Linked DNA regions of Homo sapiens: region 2 is linked to region 1. The links are chromatin loops, found by intact Hi-C in ENCODE. Cell type or tissue: endothelial cell of umbilical vein. All regions are shown on one strand. Each heading gives the region's core, and the rest is flanking DNA. Links, peaks and the distances in the headings are about the cores only.

What was found. Peaks named below come from ENCODE experiments on the same cell type or tissue, not always from the same donor. Only the 100,000 strongest peaks of a DNase experiment are listed, where the experiment ranks them.
Region 2: a loop joins it to region 1, with 2.5 times the contacts of the local background. A loop is called at or near these places in 4 of 110 quality-filtered maps.

What each region holds. Positions count from the first base shown.
Region 1 is chr9:84,849,414-84,854,800 of GRCh38, forward strand. All of the region lies in intron 12 of NTRK2 (neurotrophic receptor tyrosine kinase 2), which reads left to right. Among named protein-coding and RNA genes, the nearest start is that of NTRK2, 180 kb to the left of the region's middle. RefSeq lists enhancers at 2,370-2,916, 2,393-3,592. In endothelial cell of umbilical vein, for the core only: no CTCF peak of the experiment used is centred there; DNase peaks (open chromatin) are centred at 2,178 and 2,688; H3K27ac peaks cover 1,335 bases.
Region 2 is chr9:84,939,304-84,944,690 of GRCh38, forward strand. The region is part of intron 15 of NTRK2 (neurotrophic receptor tyrosine kinase 2); the gene reads left to right. Among named protein-coding and RNA genes, the nearest start is that of NTRK2, 270 kb to the left of the region's middle. In endothelial cell of umbilical vein, for the core only: no CTCF peak of the experiment used is centred there; no DNase peak of the experiment used is centred there.

The sequences.
Region 1 (5,387 bases), core at 276-5,275:
CTTCTGGGCAAGGAAGGAGAGGCAAGAAGAGCAACATCTAACGTAATCATGGATCCGTGCTATACCAAATTTGGTTCTCAATTGAAGAATGCAATGGTGAAAAGTTGCAATCCATCCAAGATTTATTCATTTATTCATTCAGCTCTTTAGTATCTACAATGAACCAGGCACTGTACTCAATGCTAGAAATACAGTGGGGAGACAAGACAGAAATATGTATTGCTTTTAAAGAACTTACAGTTTAGGAGGAGGTTACAAGTAAGTAGATAGCTAAAAATTCAGAGTGGGATGGAACTATGACAGAGAAAGAACAGGGTGCCTTGGAAATACAGAGAATGGGAGACACGACTAATGAATGTTCCTACGGTTGTCTATCTCTGAGCTTTACAATTCAGTCTCTACTATTTTGTGGGCATTTTATGTCCTATTTATAAAACCTTTCAATTAGAAATTGAGACATCTATTGAGTACCTACCATGTGGGAAGTGCCCTGCTTGATGCTGTTGTATCTTATGAAGCTTGCGGAAGAGAGTACGGAGTTGAATAAGACACTTTTCTTTTTCCCACACAGAGTGCTTAAAATCTAATAGGAGAAATAAGATTACATAAATAATGAATGCAGTGCAGAATGTGGTGTTTATCATAAGAGACAAAAAGCCCAAATGTCAATGGAGGTATTTCTGATTTGGGGAATAAATAAATGCTTCATGATAAGAGTAACTTTTAATGTGAATTTTGTTGAATAAATGAGTTTAATGGTCAAAGACAAAGCATGGGGGTTACATGTCTGGTGGGGAAAAAAAAAACAAAAAAACAAAAACAAAACATCAAACGCAAAGACACCAAATCTGAAAGCTGCCTATAGGCAGAGAATGTGATTATTTTATTCTACTCTCATTACATCCCCAGCATTTATCACACTGTCTTGCATCCATCAGGTGATCAATGAATAGTTTTCGAATGAATTAATAGGAAAATTTGAGGCATCTTTATTAAAGGTATGCAAACTAATAGTTTAACTGGAATCTTAAGGTGAAATTAAGGTGATAAAGCTGGAGCCAGGTCATGGGGCCAGGTAAAGATTTTGAATGTTATTGAAGAGTTTGGACCTTATTATTCCCTTACCCCTATATTTACATAAACCATTATGTTCACCAAAGCTCACATGACCTCAAGACGGTCCAATCAGGTGGTCAGGACAGTAATTATTGCCCCACCCAATAGAGAGGAACTCAGAGACAGACTAAGTAATTATGGAGGTTATGTCAGGAAATAACGAATCTAAGACTCAACACCCAAGGTAGTGCAAACTCTGTTTCTGTTCCTTTGTACTGCATTACCCCTCTGTTCTGAGGCAGAAACGCCCTTTTGGTGTTGGGAGCAGTAGAAAGAAATGACGCTGTCAGAGCTGTTTCTAAGATAAACTGGGAGAGAAAGGGGCTGGCAGCCAGGTCACTAGGGAGGAGAACATTAAAATAATGTGGGAGAAGACCAAACTGCTGTAGTGACCATGAGCATAGGCAGGCTAGGATTTCTTTTTAGCAGGGATAAAAGGTTTTAGCATAAATTCTACCCTTGTTGGTCAATACCTAGGTCAGGGTTTCGCAATCTCAGTACTGTTGACATTTGGGGCCTTGAATTCATTGTTGTGGAGACTGTCCTATGCATTGTCCCTGACCTCTGCCTGTTAGATGCTCCTAGCACACACTCTCCACCCACCCCACCATTGTGACAGCCCCAAAATATCCCCCTGGCCAAATTTCCCCTGGGAGGCAAAAATCGCCCCCGTTTGAGAACCACTGACCTAGGCAATCAATTTTGATTAGTTTCCAGAAAATCAGTGGACCCTAAAGAGCACATTGGGCATTTAGTGGGAAAACATCAAGGAAAGAAATGCAGTCTCATCTGATGGGTTTAGTTTCCTTCCACTGACAGTGTGCATGATGGCCCATAGTTAATTCGTTTGACCAGCATTGCATTTTAAATAATGGGTTTTCATTTTGTCCTATTTATGGTCATTTTATCCAATTATTTTTATTCAGCACCCAGCTTTATAAGTGTGTATAATCCTGTTATGTTCTATTCCATTATGGGAACTTCCTAACAGAAGAGTACACAGTAATACAATTAAATAAACATTTTGGCTATTGTGTTGGCCTCACACATTTCCTGACTTTGGCTGGATTCGAATGTGGTTATGGGATGGGAAGGGAGACAATGGGTCACTAAAAAGAAAGACAAAGGTGCTGAAAGGTGACATGAAACAGGTCACCATGGTTCCCAGATTGGTGGGAAGAATTCAGGTACCACTTAAAATGGAAAATATCCTGTAATGAGAATGGAGCTAAAAACCTTACCATTTTCTTCCTCCCTTCAAAATTCCATAATACAATGGCAAAAAGTTTCCTGTGCGGTGCTTTGCATGAGCTACAACAAATGTTGGTCTAGAAGGACTAAAAAAAGAATTTGCATGTTTTATATATGTGAATATAAATAATGTAAGTATAAATATGAATATAACTATAAATACGTAGCAGAAATTGCAAAGGCGTTTCTAAACACATTTAATGTGGTAACAAAGCTTATGCAAGAAAGAATGGAGAGCACGGCCTTCCTTCACGCTGGGCTCACTTGGTGACTGGGCATAATGGACAGGTCTGGGCAAGTCAGCCAAGACGTGAGTCATTGTTTAGGTTTTCCTTGGAAACAAAAGCTCCTGGGAATTTGACATCAAGTGTTTGCCAGACTCTGCGGACTTGTTAGTCTCCTGCAGGGCCACTAACATCGCTTCTAAGATGATTCCCTGAGAATCAGCCAGCTTCCTCCGCAAAGACTTGCCCTGAGTGCTAACCAGCATGGCTTTGCAGAGAGAAGGGAATTTGGGACATGTCTCAGGGAGTCATTCATCCAACATTAAGACAGTGTTAACAGGGAAATTGTGTGTGTGTGCAACCAGACATCACCTGCCTTCCCTGCAGGGAGCTTCGACAGCTGAGAAAATGTTTATAAAGCATTTTGAGCTCTCACTGGGGTGGTACTGTAGAAAGGCAAATCTTTGATATGACTTTCTCACGTCTGTCAACTCTTATTATTAAGCAGAGGTTGCCCCTGCCTTTCTCAAAGTTCCAATCATGGAAACTAATTATTAGGAGTTGCAGGTTCCATTTTTCACCTACCCAGTGAAGATTGTGACCACCTCTGTTAAAGAAAAAATCTTTCTGGAATCTACAAGAGATGTAAAAAACTCAGTGTTGTATGTAGTTTAATTGGGAATGAATAAAATGTAGACTCACTAAACTGCTTTTGAAATAGTCCACATGTACAAAACAAAAGAGAGAAATAGTTGGCAAGTTTCTTCTCAAAACTAAATGTTTGAAATATGTGATCAAGACAGCTTGCTATGTTCCAGGCAAGTCTAATTTCATCTATTCCCACTTGAGGCTTCTGAACTTTATGGGATGTAAGGCTTTTATTTTTAAAATGCTGCAACAGAAGCTGATTAATTTTCAAATTAAAGCAATATCTGACCTCTAGTAAGTTTCCTGGCATATAGCAAGCATTCAATAAATACTGTTTTTTTTTTTTAATTGCTTTTGCAGAGCACTGGCCTTTTCTCTTAAGATGAGGATATAGTGGCCCCAAAGCCTCTGAGTATTATTTAGCAGGAGAAAATCTAGGCCGGTTGACTGAGTGCTTTTCCTTATATTGCACATGATCTCACATTCCCAAAATACCCAGGCTCAGGAAAGCTATATAAGGCCATGTGTCAATCTTCTCAGTCATATATGCCTAATGTTTAGTCCTATAGACTTTGAGAACTTGAATAGGCCTCAGATGCCATTTCTCAAATTTTCTTTTATGGAGTAGGAAACAGAGTCCATGAAGGGGGAAGTGGCTCACTCAAGGTCATGCCGTTCACTTCTGGCAGTGTCTAGAGAGGGCCCACATCTTCTGACATTCTAGTCCAGCTCTTTATTCCACACTACTGCCTGGAGTGCTGGATTCTAAGAATTGCTCAGCTTTAAATACTGTCTTCAGTCATGTTCCATTGGAGAGCCACAAATCAGGAGAGTAGCAAATATATTTGCAAAATACATAATGGTTTTTATGTTGTATGTATAATTTGCATATTGGCATTTTCATTACATTTGCTATATTTAATATTGTTACGCTTTTTCAAAATTGTTGTTCTCATCCATTCCACAAGTGTTTATTGAGTGTTTATGCAAAGCATTGGAGATAGTGGTAAATTACACAGACAAGATCCCTGTAGCAAATGCTGTTGGCGTCACCCCCTGCCCGTGTCCTCTCAGCTCTCACCACCCCAGCACTTGACTGCAGAGTCTTGCTGCAACCACTCATGACTCTGCATAAGGACCTTCTCTGGTCTGGGGGTGGTGGCTCATGCCTATAATTCCAGCACTTTGGGAGGCCAAGGTGGGTGGATCATGAGGTCAGGAGATCAAGACCATCCTGGCTAACACGGTAAAACCTCGTCTCTACTAAAAATACAAAAATTAGCCAGGTGTGGTGGCACATGCCTGTAGTCCTAGCTACTGGGGAGGCTGAGGCAGGAGAATTGCTGGAGGCAGAGGTTGCAGTGAGCTGAGATCGCACCACTGCACTCCAGCCTGGGCAACAGAGTGAGACTCTGTCTCAAAAAAAAAAAAAGAAAAGAAAAGAAAAAAGAAAAAAAAAAGAAACAAACAAAAAAAGGAGCTTCTCTTAGCTGGAAGCCTTCAGTCAATGACAGGTGGGAGTTGGAGGGTAAATGACCCAGCTTCCTCAGCTTTGGGATGGGATAACTCTAAGGTTCATTCTACTCCATCACTCCAAGTTCCCCAGGCATTTGAACTCCAGTTGTCCACAGTGTAACCCACTGGATAATGTATCCATTACAGACTTCCTACCTCTTTTTGTTTCACTTCTTGACTACTCCTTTTGTGCTTCCTGGGATCTCTTCTTAGTAAACTACTTTTGCTTGAATCCTTAGTCAGGGTCTGTTTCTAGGGGAGCTGGTCTAAGTCGCTGGCTTCTTGAGGCTCAAATTCTAGAAAAGGATGCAGATAATAAACAACAAATCAATAAAAAAGGTCACATATGGGTACCTATTGAAAAGAATGAGATGATAGAGAGTGGAAAGGGGTTCAGAGAAATTCTGATTGAAGTGTGAAGTTGGGGTCCCTCTGATAGTGTGATATTTGACCTGAAACCTGAAAAACAAGAAGTAGTTATAAAAAAAGAGCCTGAGGGCCGGGCGCGGTGGCTCACGACTGTAATCCCAGCACTTTAAGAGGCCGAGGCTGGCGGATCACTTGAGGTCAGGAGTTCAAGACCAGCCTGGCCAACATGGTGAAACCCCATCTCTACTAAAAATACAAAAATTA
Region 2 (5,387 bases), core at 155-5,154, 90 kb after region 1:
GAAACAGGAATCCAAAGAAGACAAATGACCTATCTAAGGTCACCTAGCCTAAAAGAGATCATTTAATGTCAATGTCAGACCTAGGACTTAAACACAGTCCAGTGCTCATTGGGTACCATATTTTCATTTATTGAATTTTACATGTGCCCTGGTGAACCAGATTGAGGAAATCCAACACAATGACACTTATCAAATAATATAAAGGAGTGTGTTAGTTATGTCGTTTATATGGAAGGATGGGAGACATGTTCATATTTTCCCAAGTAGAAATTTAATTCAAGGGAATAAGTGGAAATAAGATATACTGGATTCCTGAGGGAGTGTTTAGGCCTCAGGGGAATACAAGCAAAATATTATAATCAGCTTTTATAAAAAGAACAATATCATGTTCACTGGAAACCCAACTCAAGCTGGCTTAAGCAGAAAAAAAGAATTTATTGGCTTCTAGAAATCCATGCTACTAGAAAACCTACCTATGGGTATCCCAGCTTTCAGGCACCACTAGATCCAGGGAATGAACGATTCTCTTTCTCGTCTTCTCCATCCCTTGGCTCTGCTTCCCTCTGTATTGGCTTAATTCTCAGGCAGGTTATTTCCACATTTTGCTAAAGACTTGACAGCAATGACTCAGGGCTTAGATCTTGCCCTCCCAGCAACTCAAAAGAAAGAGAGCTCCTCCTTCCAAACAGCTATGCAAAAATCCAAGGGATGACTCCTATTGGCTTATCTTGGGCTGTGTCACCAGACCCTCTGGCCAGAGGAATGGAATATTCTGATTATCCAGGCCTGGGTCACATACTGACCCTTGGAAATGAAAGTTGGGGTCCACTCTACCCAACCCAAATGGACTGAACGTGGGGAAGTATTGTTTCCCTGGAAGAATATTAGAGATGCTATAACTAAAAGAAGGGAGAAAGAAATCTGACAGAAGAAAGTGAAAGATGACCAACTCAAATAGGAATTGCAGGAGAGCTTGGCCTCCCTGTGATGAGAAGAGCTGGTATCTGAAAGCTCACTCAAGATCTGAGGCAGCCCTGGTGACTGTCCCTTCTTTATCATCTCGGCAGGAGACATCAGGGAATCTCCTTGGGACTCCCCTGCTTAGTGCAGCTGTCTCTTGCCTCTGCTACTCCCTAATATTTGCCTGCAGCTTTCATACCAGCTACTGCCCACACTGCCTCCATGACTCACTTGCTGATTCCCCAAGAGGGAAAATACTATGGTCCAGTTCTTCCAATTAGTCATCTGCAATGCCATTTAGTCTTCATGCCAGGACACCTACCTTCCATCCAGTCATCTGAGGTGGTCACGTGGTACAGAAGAGGCCACCTCTGGGAACAGAAGCAACCAGAGCCACTTGTCTCAGAATCTATACAAGAGCAGTATAAGGGCTCACAAGAAAAGCACATTCTCTCCAATTCTGGAACAGTTTAAAAAAAAAAAACATAGATGAGAAAAAGCATCAAGAGTTAGTTGACTCAAGTGCTCTACCCAGGTAAGGTTATTTCTAAGACAGATGGCTCTTTTCATTATTTCTTTTTATTTTTTATGACAGTCATCATATCACTTTTCACGTCTTCATTAATTGTGAAGTCCTTCTCCCATTCCTCCCTCTTCCGGTGCCTCCTTCCCATGTTTCCACTTACATTGGCATGTGAAATACTTGTTCCCAAAAAATGGAAATTGATGATGAAAAGATTAGTTACTTAAGAAGACAATTGTTAGTGTTACTCTAAAAAAATAGTTTGTGTCAACATGACGTAATGTTGCACAAAGCACTGCAACATTATAAGGATCTAGGAACAGAAACTGTAAAACTTTTAATAGTGTCTGTGATTGTCTTTATTATCCAGATGTTGCTTAATAGACTAGATTTCTATTGTTCTTTGGGTATGTACATTCTTTCCTGGTGTGCACACTCAAGAGTGTGTGTGTGTATGCATGCATGCATGCAGGAGTGCACTGTAAGATAGAGAGTTAGGCATTTGAATTAGATAGGCCCCAATTATTAAGTTCCTATATCAATATACCTTTCCCAGTAATTTCAACTTTAGACCTTGGGTCAGGGATCTGTTTTTTGAATTGTTAATCACTTTGGTGACCCTCATTTCTGGCTTATCTTCTATTTATCCACATATTTTCAGAAAAGCTAAAACAAAACAGTGCATTTCACTCTAATGAGGACTCATCTGGCATCAAACATAGCTGGAGGATTCATTTCACACTTTTGTATCTCTGGAATGTATGCATTGAAATAGTTGTGCTGCTTTTTAATTTACTTTAACATGATGAACGAATTCCCAGTCAAACAATGGTCTACCATGATCCACCAGCTCCTTTATGTCTAGCAAAATTTTATTGGAAAATTTTATGCTGGTGTATTTAAAGCCTGTAAATATATTGCAGTTGTCCACATTGGAGGTCAACTTCTGATTCACTCTCTTTTGATTCAATATTTCTCTAATTGACAGTTGCTACGAATTAGTTTCCTGTACAAAGACATAACATTTCTAATATGCAACTTGATATCATATGCAAGTATAAACCATCTATTTTATCCACCATATTATTGCAAATAGTTTAAAGTATGTGAATCAGAACTTAACCTCCTGTTTCCCTTTGGATAGTTGCCTTGTTAGATCTGAGCTGGAAGAGCCAGTATGGCTGAGAAAATAGAGATAGCAGTGAACACCCTGGCTATAAATCTTGTATATGAGGTTGTCACTTGGTACATAATTAAAGTCCTGTCAAAGGAGTTATATACAACTAACTGAGTTGATATACATAGAGTATTGTTTTCTAGCACATAGCAAGCACAATCTGAGTGTTTGTGATCATTATCCTCTTCATACAATCATTTAATGAGTTTTTACATTTGTAGGGATGTTGGGAAGCTACCTATTGCACTCTCTCTAGTTTCTAAGATTTTATTTCTCCCAAGTTCTTTCTATCCACGAATTCATTAAAATACACTCCTCCAAAGCTGAATTTTGTAAGAATTTGATAGACACTTCCTCTACCTATTTTTAGAAAAGATTCTGTCGTTAGAAGTTCATGCAGCATGCAGCATTATGATCAAGGCTTGTTCTAAATGCGTGGTTAATCATTGCCTGTAACAAACTTATAAGTGTGTCTACCTTAATTCTATCTCAATTTTATAGTTTAGAAATGTTTTCCAACATTCCCAAGAAAGAGGTTGGCTCACTAATAGCCTATGGAGGTGGCTTTTATAGAACAATGAAGTCCAACAGAAGCATAATGTGAGCCACTATTGAGAGTCACATTTGTAATTTTGAACTTCTTAGTATGCATATTTAAAATGTAAAAAGAAACATATGAAACTTATTTTATCGATATAGTTTATTTAACTCAACATATCTATATTATCATTTCAATGTATTATTAATATAAAATATTAATGAGAGAGTTTATATTATTTTATTTATAGCAAGGTCTCAAAATCTGTTAGGTTTTTTTTTTACCTAAAATACATCTCAATTTGGACTTGCCAAATTTCAAATCATCACTAGCCACCTGTGACTGTTGGCTACCATATTGGACAGTGCACATCCAGAAGCCATCAGGAGACTAAAGATTCTCCATTTGCAACAGATCTTGCCACAGTGATCCTAACCCAGAGGAACTCAGGCATATTAACCAAACATTCTCATGCATCTTGGTTGACTGGTTTGGGAGTTTTTAAATTTCCCTCTGTGTTTTAAACACTATGGTGGGAATTGGGCATAGTGAGGTCTTACCATAATAATCTCTTCTATATTTTGTCTTTCACCTTAACAAAGACACTGTTTCTATGATCTCTAAAATATATGAGAAGAAGAATATAAGATCAGTACTTTTAAAAAGAACACAACCTCTATTTTACCTCATCTCTCCTAAACCACCTACACTTTGAAATGGATGATCATTTGTCACATCCTACAATATTCTATCACACCAATGATTTCAAATAAGCCCTCTTGCCTCTCTTACTAGCTTTCCATTAACCTTAACATTTTGCTGAAGCATTTCATATGAATTTTGATTTTTCTTTTGTTTTTGCTCTTCTATTTCACCAGCACTAGTTTCTCAGTTCTGTGCTAAAATTTGTTTCATGCTAGTGCATTATTTCCAATTCTGAATCAATATGTACTCCAGGCAGTATCTCGCTACAGTTCTGGAGGAGCCCTCTCCCTTAAGAGTATCTTCAGAAAAGATGGCAGCTTTGGGGTGTCAGGAAATTCACCAGGAATAAGAAGAAATGAAACTACAAAGCAGACAGTAGGAGTAAGAAAATAGCAATGCTCAGTGATCGGGCAAATATGCTTGTCAAAATGAACCTGAAGAAGAGGGATTGTCAGTGAGGGAAGCTGCCACCCGATATTCATGGCCTCAGTGCATTGCCAAGGGACTCAGGGAACCAGCCAAGCCTTGCATAATTGAGTAAAATGACAATCAGCCATGGTACTAAAACAGAGATGATTTTTATAAATAGGGTTGATAGCAGGATTTTCCAGCTTCTGATTGCTATCTGGCTATGGTTCCACCCTTAGAAAAATTCTGCCCTTACAGTGCCAAATTCAGAAGATGATTTTGCCCAAGTTGTTACCACCATATTTTCTGAATCTCTTAAAATAGAATTGAATCATAATTTAGAAAAAAAGACCCAACATGCAAAAATGGATGGGCATGTTGGATGAGGCCAGGTTTGTGAGATGCATTTGCCCCATGAATAGTGGAATCTCTTCTCTCAATTTCAAAAATGTTACTGAAGCACAGTTTTTGACATTGCACTGAGAATGGGCTCTTTTCCATATTTTGCTTTGGGGACATGGAAATGTTAGATGCTTCTTAACTCTTTCAGGTTGGCGTTTCAAAAAAGAAAAGCTTGTTCTCTCTCTCTCTCTCTCTCTCTCACACACACACACACACACACACACACACACACACACAGTCTAGCATTCTTTTTTTTTTTTTTTTGAGACGGAGTCTCGCTCTGTTGCCCAGGCTGGAGTGCAGTGGCGTGCTGTCTGCTCACTGCAGGCTCTGCCTCCTGGGTTCACGCCATTCTCCTGCCTCAGCCTCCCGAGTAGCTGGGATTACAGGTGTGAGCCACCATGCCTGGCCCAATCTAGCATTCTTGAATCAATACTACATAGCTAAAATTTGAGCAGAAAGATTATACACAGAATTTGTTCATGCCTTGTGATAATGACCTTCAAGGGCCAGTACCTTTTCCAACTCACTGAAAAAGATAGGCATGTGCCTTAGAAATAAGCTATCTCAGTGACTCAGACCATCCTCTGTAGAGACTGGATCTGTGAAAAAACATTGCAGGCCAAGGGCTGGATCTGTGTGTGCAGTATGACACTTTGGGGAGGTTGGACAGT